Regions from separate parts of the Homo sapiens genome. Here region 1 is linked to region 2. A link is an interaction called in ENCODE POLR2A ChIA-PET data of the cell type or tissue named here. Cell type or tissue: MCF 10A. All regions are shown on one strand. Each heading gives the region's core, and the rest is flanking DNA. Links, peaks and the distances in the headings are about the cores only.

Region 1 (5,392 bases), core at 184-5,183, 50 kb before region 2:
TTTTCTCAGATGTTTTACAGGAGGCTAACATAAATAGTAAAATATGCTTCACCAAGACATCTGTTGAAAAAATAATGAGGAGGTGTTCTTCTGAGCAGAGGCACTGTGTAAGCTGTGATGGCCTCTTTTTATAGCAAAAAGGCATATCCTCAGTGTCCTTGGGATAGCGCAAACTCCATTCTCCTCCATCAGGAAAGGCAGTACAGTTTTCCACAGCCTGAATGTCAGCTGGATGTTGTGAGGTTCAGCAGGAAGGAATAGCATAGAGAGGCGCTAAAAAGGTTTAACTTGCACAGCTGGGAGAAGTCCCAAGCCCTGACGAATTTATGAATTAGTCTATGTTGGCACCTATCCAAGAAGACTTGCCCAAATCTGGTGCTTTATTGGCTGAAAATCTTTGTGCAAGCTTCACTCTTTTGCCTGGTTACCATTTAAATATTGGGTCCTTCTCACTGGGACTTAAGGTTGAGGAAGGCACAGGGCAGACATCCCTGTTGTTGGTAACTCTATATGACTCATGTCCAACAATCTTTTGGAATATTATGAGGAAAAGTCTACCTGTGTCTCCGTTTACGTAGTTAAGGGGAATCTGATTGCATTCCTGGGCACAATTTAAGACTGGAGTAGAACTATGCATTTTAAGTAAAAAATCTAAAAGCTTAAAATTATTACCATGTGTTCTAGTTTACTCTTAACTGCTTTGTAACTGTTGTTATCTAAGTTTCCTAAACAAGTGATTCATTGATTTTATATGTAGACTCTGAGAGAGTATTTGGCAGAGGCCTTTGACATAAATCAAGGAAGGCATTGTTATCCTCATTTTCTATATAAGGGATTTGAATATCTGAGAACCTAATAAAATTATCTAATGACTCTTGGCTGTTAAATGGCAAAGCAGAGGGTGCTTAGAATCTAGATACTTTTCCTGTGATACCAAAATCTTGCATTTGGAAATACTTTTGCCATGTATTTATAGTAGAGATGAGAACCTTGATTTTGCTTTTTCTAACTGTTCTACTCCCATGAATTAGTTTTTAAATCCTTTGGCTTGTAGTACTATGTGTGACTTGTATGTATGTCTGATGTGAGTATGTATTTATATAAAATGAGAAATATTCTCAAAAGCCTAGAGGAGATATCTTTAAAGAAAATTTTCTTCAATCAACATTTAAAAATGGTGAGTTATTTATTTTTATTCCTCAAATAACATTGGGTTATTTTTGGTTATTTAAATAATATTTTGACATTTTCCAGCATGTTTTTTTGAGGGGAGGGGAGTAGGGCAGTGAAGAATAAGGCAGTGTCTTTCCCATTTTTGTATTCCAAGAGCCTAGCAAAGTAGCACGTAGTTCAGACTCAATAAAGGATTACTGAATGTTTAAAATTTTCAATTAGAATTCTGCAGAAAAGCAGTTTGATTCCTTTCAAACATATGTACCTACTCAAATTTAGCTAACATAAGCTAAAATTACCTGGGAAAGTATCTGAAATGACCTATTTTGGTGAATAACTGAGTATACCTTCCAGTTAGCATATCAGATATCAGTATGTAAATGAGTACTTACAAACCATTTGAAAATCTATAATTTGTGCCCTAAAGAGTCATAAGTACAGTATTGTATGCAGTTTCTTGTTAGAAATTCTGTGAGTTATGCAGTCAGATCCTGCCCCCAAGGGGTTAGTAGGCTTATTGGGGAAGGAAGGACTTAAGGTAGTTGAACTGCCTGGGGAACAATGCTAGTAATAAGGAATAGTATCAAGGGCCAAATAAGGCTTTAGGCAATACAGGTTTAAAACAAAAGTAACTTAAGAAGGCAGGACAAGAATAATGGGAAGGTGGAAGAGGGAAGTCTTCCTACAGAAAGTGGAATTTGAGCTAGAGTTATAAAGATTTGCATCAGCAAAGGCAGGGGAGGTTAGACCTAGACTGCCAAAGAGCTGGAAGGAAGAGACGAATGGGCACGGGAATGACGCCATCAATGTGGATAGCAAGGCACAGTCGGGGGACTAATACGAATGAAACATGGTTTGTCCATCAAAGGTAATTCTGCCTTTGTTTTGCTGCCTGATATTTCACAGATTTGTATCCAAATTGATGAAGTTACACTGTATGTCCTGTTGTAAATTTCTGTCTCTGTTTATCAGGCAACTTTCTCTCAGAAGCTCACTTGGAAATCAAGGGAAATAATACACCGTGCAGAGGAAAGAGAATCTGGTCCCTTGTGCCTCCCTGCTGTGGTGCAGCATGGTCTGATGACCAAGGGCACAGGATCCTATTTCTAGGATTAGTCAGAAAGAATTGAGCACATGTCTGTAGACTTTTGCCTCAGTATTATATTTTAGATGGTTTAGTCGGAGCTGTTACATTTGGCAGCATTCCTTGTTAGCATTTGATAAACAATTATTGCCAAATGTTAGCAAGGAAACCTGCCAAATGTTACAGCTCAGATTTAACTGCTGAAAAAAATGCAGTTTGAAAAAGCCTTTTGCTACAGAGCTGTTGCCTGGTGTGCCAGTTCTGAAGCTGCAGGGGACCCCGGTTGGGAAAAATTGTGACTCTAAAGGTATAGGGCCTTTTGCCAGCAGTTCTGGGTTCCTCTCTGAAGTTATGAATTAATTGACACCTGTTGGTTTTCAAAGCAATAAGTTTGGGGCCAATTATTTATGGTGAACATTTTGTTGCATGGCTTCTAGTCACATTTTATATTTGACACATTCTCTTTCATAGCACTTTTCACCAATAGGTAAACTGAAAGATCATCAATCATACAGTCTCATCTTGCTTATCTTTTGGTGGATTACCCAATTTCTTTCAGAGTCTAATGTTCTTTAATAGCTCCTCTGGGACTGTTCTTATTTCCCACTTCACCCAGGAGACATTTCTCCATCTTTTCATTCTTATTTTCCATCTTTGGTTTACCAATTAAAAAAAATACCAAGATAAAATGACCCCCTCCCCGTTTTTGATAGTTTTACCACCCTGGTAATTCAAGAGAATACTGTGGACATAGTGCATTTAGATTATAGTTGGCTACCATGTCAGAAGAATTCTGGTTATGTGATTAGGAACAACATAAAAAATGGAAAGCACAGTTAAGCATCTTTATAGCCCATTGAACAGGTCTCTCAGTGGGAGCTGATTAGCTTCAAATTTGAAGGTCTTTATCTTGGTGTTTCACAGACCTTTGCTCTGGTCCCTGCCCTACACAATTTCACCAGAGGCTTGTGTTAGGATAGGCATTTTTATTGAATCTGTAACTGGTTTAAATCTTGGGGGATAACTAAAATGTTGGGAGATATTTAAGGTGAAGAAAGATAAAGAGGTTAAAACAGGGTAAAATACTGGAAAATCTGCTGAATAGGAATTGATTGAAAAAATTACCTTTATGTTCAAAAAGCCCTGGCATGGGTATAATTCACATTTGTATTTTCTCCCTGAGATCTAATCCCTCTCCCAAAATGGTGAGCTCGTTTTCTTCCAAACAGAAGCTCATAATACCAAATAACTTGCTTTCCTGGGGCAATGTTCCTAAGCAGCTCGAAAATAGATATATGACCTTGCCTTGGCCAATCAGATGTGCTAGTATAAGACTTTAAATCTGAAGTTAGTGACTCAGGAATGAAAGAGAATGAAGTATTAATCTTGCAGGGGGTATGGTGGTATCTCAAACAATTAGCATCAGTGGTTTTAGTAGGAGCCATTCACTTTCGGTGGCAGTGACAGCATGTACTTCTTATAATGTGTAATAATATTAATCACTATACTGACTTTATCTCCTAATTATTTATTGAACTTTTCTAACCTCCCTATCACTACTACTGTTTTCTTGTTCATATCTTTATGATTTCTTCCCAAAGCAATATAAATGTCCCTTACCTGTATTGTTATATCTCCAAGTCTATTCTCTTCATAATGGGTAACATATTAAGATATCTATATAAAAATGAAAAAAAAATGCTAGAGTATTTCTCAACCCAGAGGAAAGAGAAGATATAGTAGGGAGATGTTAGTTAATGATTCAAGATTCATAATGACATGGGACATGGGAGGGAATTAAGAGCATATTTAAAGGGAATAGCCTAGTCAAAAATGCAAAGAGGAAGAATGAAGATGAATACAAATAATTTTAAAAGTTGGGGTAAGAAAATGAGGGGTACTAGATGCTTTCACACTTGTCTGTGAGGTAGAAGGCAAGATAATCTGGTAAGATTTGAAATCATCTTGGGGAGATAGAAGTTTTGGAATATCCACTGAGGGAACTATGAGCTGGCTAAGGAAAATGAAGTAATTACCATGATGAGGACTCAGCCAAGATTGACAACTACAGAAAGTGTTGCAGCATTAGCTGATATGCTTGTGAAAAGAAACTCTGGACAAAAATTGAAGGGGGATAAAGGAACTTACTTTGTGGTGGAAAAAGTAACTATGGACAGGCACCAACATATGGATTTTTATTCCCTCAAAGTTAGAATAATTATGGAAAATGGCAAGATAGAAAGGAGTTGATTATTAAAATACAATGAAGGTAAAAATCACTGGAGTAATATTTGATCTAAAATCCTGATTGCAAATCTGTATTCTTTTCTGAGACCTAAACATATTTTCCTTAAAAGAGAGAGGAGTGGTAGTTTCACTGGCTGCTGCTGCTATTGACCCAGCATCTTAAGAGACAGTGTTATACGAACAATGGAGCTTCCTACCTAAGACACAAATATGTCAGCAACAAAACTAATAGAAAGAATAGTAGAAGCCTAAATAAATAATATATATCTTAAAGTTCATATTACCTAAATTCCTACCCAGTTAATTCAATTTGTAAGTTTCTAGACCAGCTTGAATAATACTGCAAGTAACAACTTACCTCCTTTACAAGACATTCCATTCCATTATAGAGCTGTTCCAATTATTAGTAATTTCTTTTTGAATTGTGTAAACACATAGGCAAAAAGTTCGTATAACTTAACTTTTGAAAGACATATCTTCAATTGCCTGGCAACCTTTGTGTTCTCTACACTTCATTTTACAATAAAACAAACCCATTTTCTTTATTTGACCCAAAAAGGTATGGTTTTTAGGTGTTTTAAAATTTAGATTGTGAAGGCCAGTGCTTGACTTACAAACTGGCCCTTCTGGATTAGACACCACTTTTCTTTTCCATTCTTATCTTGGGGTGTCCTTGTCTCTTCTACCCTACATTCTAGTCCATCTGTCATTTCAGTCTCCTCTGAATGCCATTGATTTTGCCTAGAATGTCCACCTTTTCATTATTTTCTTGGTGAACTCTTATTTATCACTCAATATTCATGTCAAATATTACTATTCCTGTGCCTCAAAGCAGCTTTGGCTACACCTCCTCTGCACTACCAGTACTTCTTTTATATTAATACGGCA
Region 2 (5,392 bases), core at 221-5,220:
CCAATAAGCCCTAGTGTGTTGTTCTTCTTTATTTATCCATGTGTTCTCATCATTTAGCTCCCACTTATAAGTGAGAACATGTGGTATTTGGTTTCTGTTCCTGCGTTAGTTTAGTAAGAATAATGGCCTCTAGATCTATCTATGTTCCTGCAGAGGACATGATCTCATTCTTTTTATGGCTGCATAATATTCCATGGTGTATATGTACCAAATTTGTTTTTATCCAGTCTACCACTGATGAAAATTTAGATTGATTCCATGTCTTTGCTGTTGTGAATGGCGTGTTCAAGAATAGGGCTGCAGTGAACACACATGTGCATGTGTCTTTATGATAGAACAGTTTATATTCCTTTGGGTATATTGGTATTTCTGTTTTTAGGTCTTTGAGGAATCACTGCACTGTCTTCCACAATGATTGAACTAATTTACACTGCCACCAACATTGTATAAGTGTTCCTTTTTCTTTGCAATCTCACAAGCATCTGCTATTTTTTGACGTTTTAACAATAGCCTTTCTGACTGGTGTAAGACAGTATGCTATTGTTTTGATTTGCATTTCTCGAATGATCAGTGATGTTCAGCTTTTATTCATATGCTTGTTGGACACATGAATGTCTTTTTTGTAAAGTGTTTGTTCATGTCTTTTGCCCACTTTTTTTATATTTACAGTTTTTATTTTATTTTATTATTATTATACTTTAAGATTTAGGGTACATGTGCACAAGGTGCAGGTTTGTTACATATGTATACATGTGCCATGTTGGGGTGCTGCACCCATTAACTCGTCATTTAGCATTAGGTATATCTCCTAATGCTATCCCTCGCCTCTCCCCCCACCCCACAACAGTCCCCGGTGTGTGATGTTCTCCTTCCTGTGTCCATGTGTTCTCATTGTTCAGTTCCCACCTATGAGTGAGAACATGCGGTGTTTGGGTTTTTGTCCTTGCGATAGTTTGCTGAGAATGATGGCTTCCAGCTTCATCCATGTCCCTACAAAGGACATGAACTCATCACTTTTTATGACTGCATAGTATTCCACGGTGTATACATGCCACATTTTCTTAATCCAGTTTATCATTGTTGGACATTTGGGTTGGGTTCAAGTCTTTGCTATTGTGAATAGTGCCGCAATAAACATACGTGTGCATGTGTCTTTATAGCAGCATGATTTATAATCCTTTGGGTATATACCCAGTAATGGGATGGCTGGGTCAAATGGTATTCCTAGTTCTAGATCCCTGAGGAATCACCACACTCACTTCCACAATGGTTGAACTAGTTTACAGTCCCACCAACAGTGTAAAATTGTTCCTATTTCTCCACATCCTCTCTAGCACCCGTTGTTTCCTGACTTTTTAATGATTGCCATTCTAACTGGTGTGAGATTGTATCTGATTGTGGTTTTGATTTGCATTTCTCTGATGGCCAGTGATGATGAGCATTTTTTCATGTGTTTTTTGGCTGCATAAATGTCTTCTTTTGAGAAGTGTCTGTTCGTATCCTTTGCCCACTTTTTGATGGGGTTGTTTGTTTTTTTCTTGTAAATTTGTTGGAGTTCATTGTAGATTCTGGATATTAGCCCTTTGTCAGATGAGTAGATTGCAAAAATTTTCTTCCATTCTGTAGGTTGCCTGTTCACTCTGATGGTAGTTACTTTTGCTGTGCAGAAGCTCTTTAGTTTAATTAGATCCCATTTGTCAATTTTGGCTTTTGTTGCCATTGCTTTTGGTGTTTTAGACATGAAGTCCTTGCCCATGCCTATGTCCTGAATGGTATTGCTTAGGTTTTCTTCTAGGATTCTTATGGTTTTAGGTCTAACATGCAAGGTAATTTATAGATTCAATGCCATCCCCATCAAGCTACCAATGACTTTCTTCACAGAATTGGAAAAAACTACTTTAAAGTTCATATGGAACCAAAAAAGAGCCCGCATTGCCAAGTCAATCCTAAGCCAAAAGAACAAAGCTGGAGGCATCATGCTACCTGACTTCAAACTATCCTACAAGGCTACAGTAACCAAAACAGCATGGTACTGGTACCAAAACAGAGATACAGACCAATGGAACAGAACAGAGCCCTCAGAAATAATGCCACATATCTACAACTATCTGATCTTTGACAAACCTGACAAAAACAAGCAATGGGGAAAGGATTCCCTATTTAATAAATGGTGCTGGGAAAACTGGCTAGCTATATGTAGAAAGCTGAAATTGGATCCCTTCCTTACACCTTAGACAAAAATTAATTCAAGATGGATTAAAGACTTACATGCCCACTTTTAATAGTGTTGTTTGCTTTCTTCTTGTAAAAATAAGTTCTTTATAGATATTTGATATTAGACCTTTGTCAGATGCATAGTTTGCAAAAATTTTCTCCCATTCTATAGGTTGTCTGTTCACTCTGTTGATAGTTTCTTTTGCTGTGCAGAAGCTCTTTAGTTTAATCAGATACCGTTTGTCAATTTTTGCTTTTGTTGTAATTGCTTTTGGCATCTTCGTCATAAAATATTTGCCTGTTCCTATGTTCAGAATGGTATTGCCTATGTTGTCTTCCAGGGTTTTTACAGTTTTGGGTTTTACAAATAAAAAAGAAAAGAGAGATAATCCAAATAAACACAATTGGAAATGACAAGGGGGGTATTACCACTGACACCACAGAAATGCAAATAACCATCAGAGAATATTATGAACACCTGTATGCACATAAAGTAGAAAATTTAGAAGAAATGGATAAACTCTTGCACACATACACCCTCCCAAGACTGAAGGAAGAAATTAAATCCCTTAGCAGACCAATAATGAGCTCTGAAATTGAATGAGTAATAACTAGCCTACCAACCAAAAAAATCCCAGGACCAGATGGATTCATGGCTGAATTCCACCAGAGGTACAAAGAAGAACTGGTACCATTCCTGCTGAAACTATTACAAAAAATTGAGGAGGAGGGACTCCTCTTTAACTCATTCTAGGAGGCCAGCATCATCCTGATACCAAAACCTGACAGAGACACAACAAATAAAGAAAACTTCAGGTCAATATCTTTGATGAACATCGATGCAGAAATCTTCAACAAAATACTAGCAAACCAAACCCAGAAGCACATTAAAAAGCTTATCCATCATGATCAAGTAGGCTTTATCCCTGGGATGCAAGGTTGCTTCAATGTACACAAATCGATAGATGTGATTTATCACATAAATAGAACTAAAGACAAAAACCACATGATTATCTCAATAGATGCAGAAAAGACTTTTGATAAAATTCAACATCCCTTCATTTTAAGAACTGTCAATAAACTAGGTAATGAAGGAACATACCTCAAAATAATGAGTCATCTATAACAAACCCACAGCCAACATCATACTGAATGGGCAAAAGCTGGAAGCATTCCCTTTGAAAACCGGCACAAGACAAAGATACCCTCTCTCACCACTCACATTCAACATAGCATTGGAAGTCCTGGACAGAGCAATCAGTCAAGAGAAAGAAATAAAGGGCATCCAAATAGGAAGTGAGGAAGTCAAATTATCCCTGTTTGCAGATGACATGATCCTATATCTAGAAAACCCCATAGTTTCGGCCCAGAAGCTCCTTAAGCTGATAAACAACTTCAGCAAAGTCTTAGGATACAAAATCAATTTGCAAAAATCACTAGCATTTCTATACACCAACAGTCAGGCCTAGAGCCAAATAAGGAATGCAGTTCCATTCACAATTCACACATACAGACACACACACACAATACATAGGAATACTGCTAACCAGGGAGGTAAAAGGTCTCTACAAGGAAAACTACAAAACACTACTCAAAGAAATCAGAGATGACACAAACAAATGGAAAAACATTCCATTTTCATGGATAGAAAGAATTAGTTAATGTGGCCATACTGCCTAAAGCAATTTATAGATTCAGTGCTTTTCCTATGAAACTACCAATGACAATGACATTTTTCATAAAACTAGAAAAAAAAACTATTTTAAAATTCATATGGAAGCAAGAAAGAGCCCGAATAGCAAAGCAATCCTAAGCAAAAAGAACAAAGCTATAGGCATTACCCAACTTCAAACTATACTACAGCGCTACAGTAACCAAAACAGCATGGCACTGGTACAGTAACAGACATGTAGACCAATGGAACAGAATAGAGAATCTAGAAATAAGGCTGCAACCTACAACTATCTGAACTTCGACAAAGCTGACAAAAACAGGCAATAAGGAAATGACTCCCTATTCAATAAATGGTGCTGGGATAACTGGCTAGCCATACACAGATGATTGAAACTAGACCCTCTTCCTTACACCATATACGAAAATTAATTCAGGATGGATTAAAGATTTAAATGTAAAACCCAAAGTGATAGAAACCCTGGAAGTTCTTATGTTTTCTTGTCTTAGTTCTCAGCTAAAGGACCCACTCAGTCCTCAATTAGTGTCTCATGGGAAAGCTTCAGTGAGACTTGTCAGCCTCTCCTTTTACACAGCTTCTGCCTCTCTAATACCCCATCCTGAGAATTCCAATCACTTCAGTGGTGCTGTAGTATAATCTGCCTGTTCATCTCAGCAAGCCCATTTTCTGCACAGGGCTTCCACCTGTGTGGTTTGAAAAGTGACCTCAGGTGGAAAGCCTGATCACTCACACGGGTGGAAAAATATCAAAAGTGCATTTTAAATGAGTATACTTTAATGGCTAAAGGCTAATAAAATGCAAACCTCCAGTAAAATATATAATGGTCTCACCATTGCAAAACAGGCTAAGTTTTAGGTTTGATGAACTGCTTTCACTCTCTTGGTGTTGTCATAGCATCATAAGTCACAGATAGAGGAAATGTAATACAGGTACTATGACAATGATAAAATAACTTAATACAGATGTTTTTGTAAAAAAATGTTAGGCTGGAACCAGAAAACAGAAACACAAGGAAATGTAAGAAAAAATATTAGAGATATTCGAAGGTGAATAATCTTTGTGCGTAGTTTTCCATCAAATTACCCAACTCAGCTCCTGATTAGCTGTTTCCCTAGTACTTCAGTGAAAAGTTAATTGAAAACTAGAATATACTAATACTTAATTTTAAAAAATCTTTTTTATCACCTTTGAGTGATCAGAAATACTATGAGAACTTCTACAAGTTTTACAGTTTGCATTTGTAACCGTTGTCACAAATGGTTAACAGCACAAAAAAGTGCTTTTTATTTTATTTTTCTTTTAAATGATAGAAAACATTACAACAACAGGGTGTACATTCATTAAAGTTTAAAAACACAGGAAATTGTAGACACTAATGCCTCCTTTATTTCTTCTTCCTTTTGGATCTTCTTTTCAATTGTTGGTTTCTGCAAAGTACATCAAATAAAAAAAAAAACCTAGTAAGAACATGTAAGTATTCATTAG

Evidence for each region. ChIA-PET counts read pairs that join two places held together with the same protein. Peaks named below come from ENCODE experiments on the same cell type or tissue, not always from the same donor. Only the 100,000 strongest peaks of a DNase experiment are listed, where the experiment ranks them.
Region 1: POLR2A ChIA-PET joins it to region 2 with 5 read pairs; 2 of 35 experiments call an interaction of 5 or more read pairs at or near these places.

The regions. Positions count from the first base shown.
Region 1 is chr1:98,102,137-98,107,528 of GRCh38, forward strand. All of the region lies in intron 1 of LOC124900404 (a long non-coding RNA gene), which reads left to right. Among named protein-coding and RNA genes, the nearest start is that of MIR137HG, 55 kb to the left of the region's middle. In MCF 10A, for the core only: no CTCF peak of the experiment used is centred there; a DNase peak (open chromatin) is centred at 2,375.
Region 2 is chr1:98,152,295-98,157,686 of GRCh38, forward strand. All of the region lies in intron 1 of LOC124900404 (a long non-coding RNA gene), which reads left to right. Among named protein-coding and RNA genes, the nearest start is that of LINC01776, 56 kb to the right of the region's middle. In MCF 10A, for the core only: no CTCF peak of the experiment used is centred there; no DNase peak of the experiment used is centred there.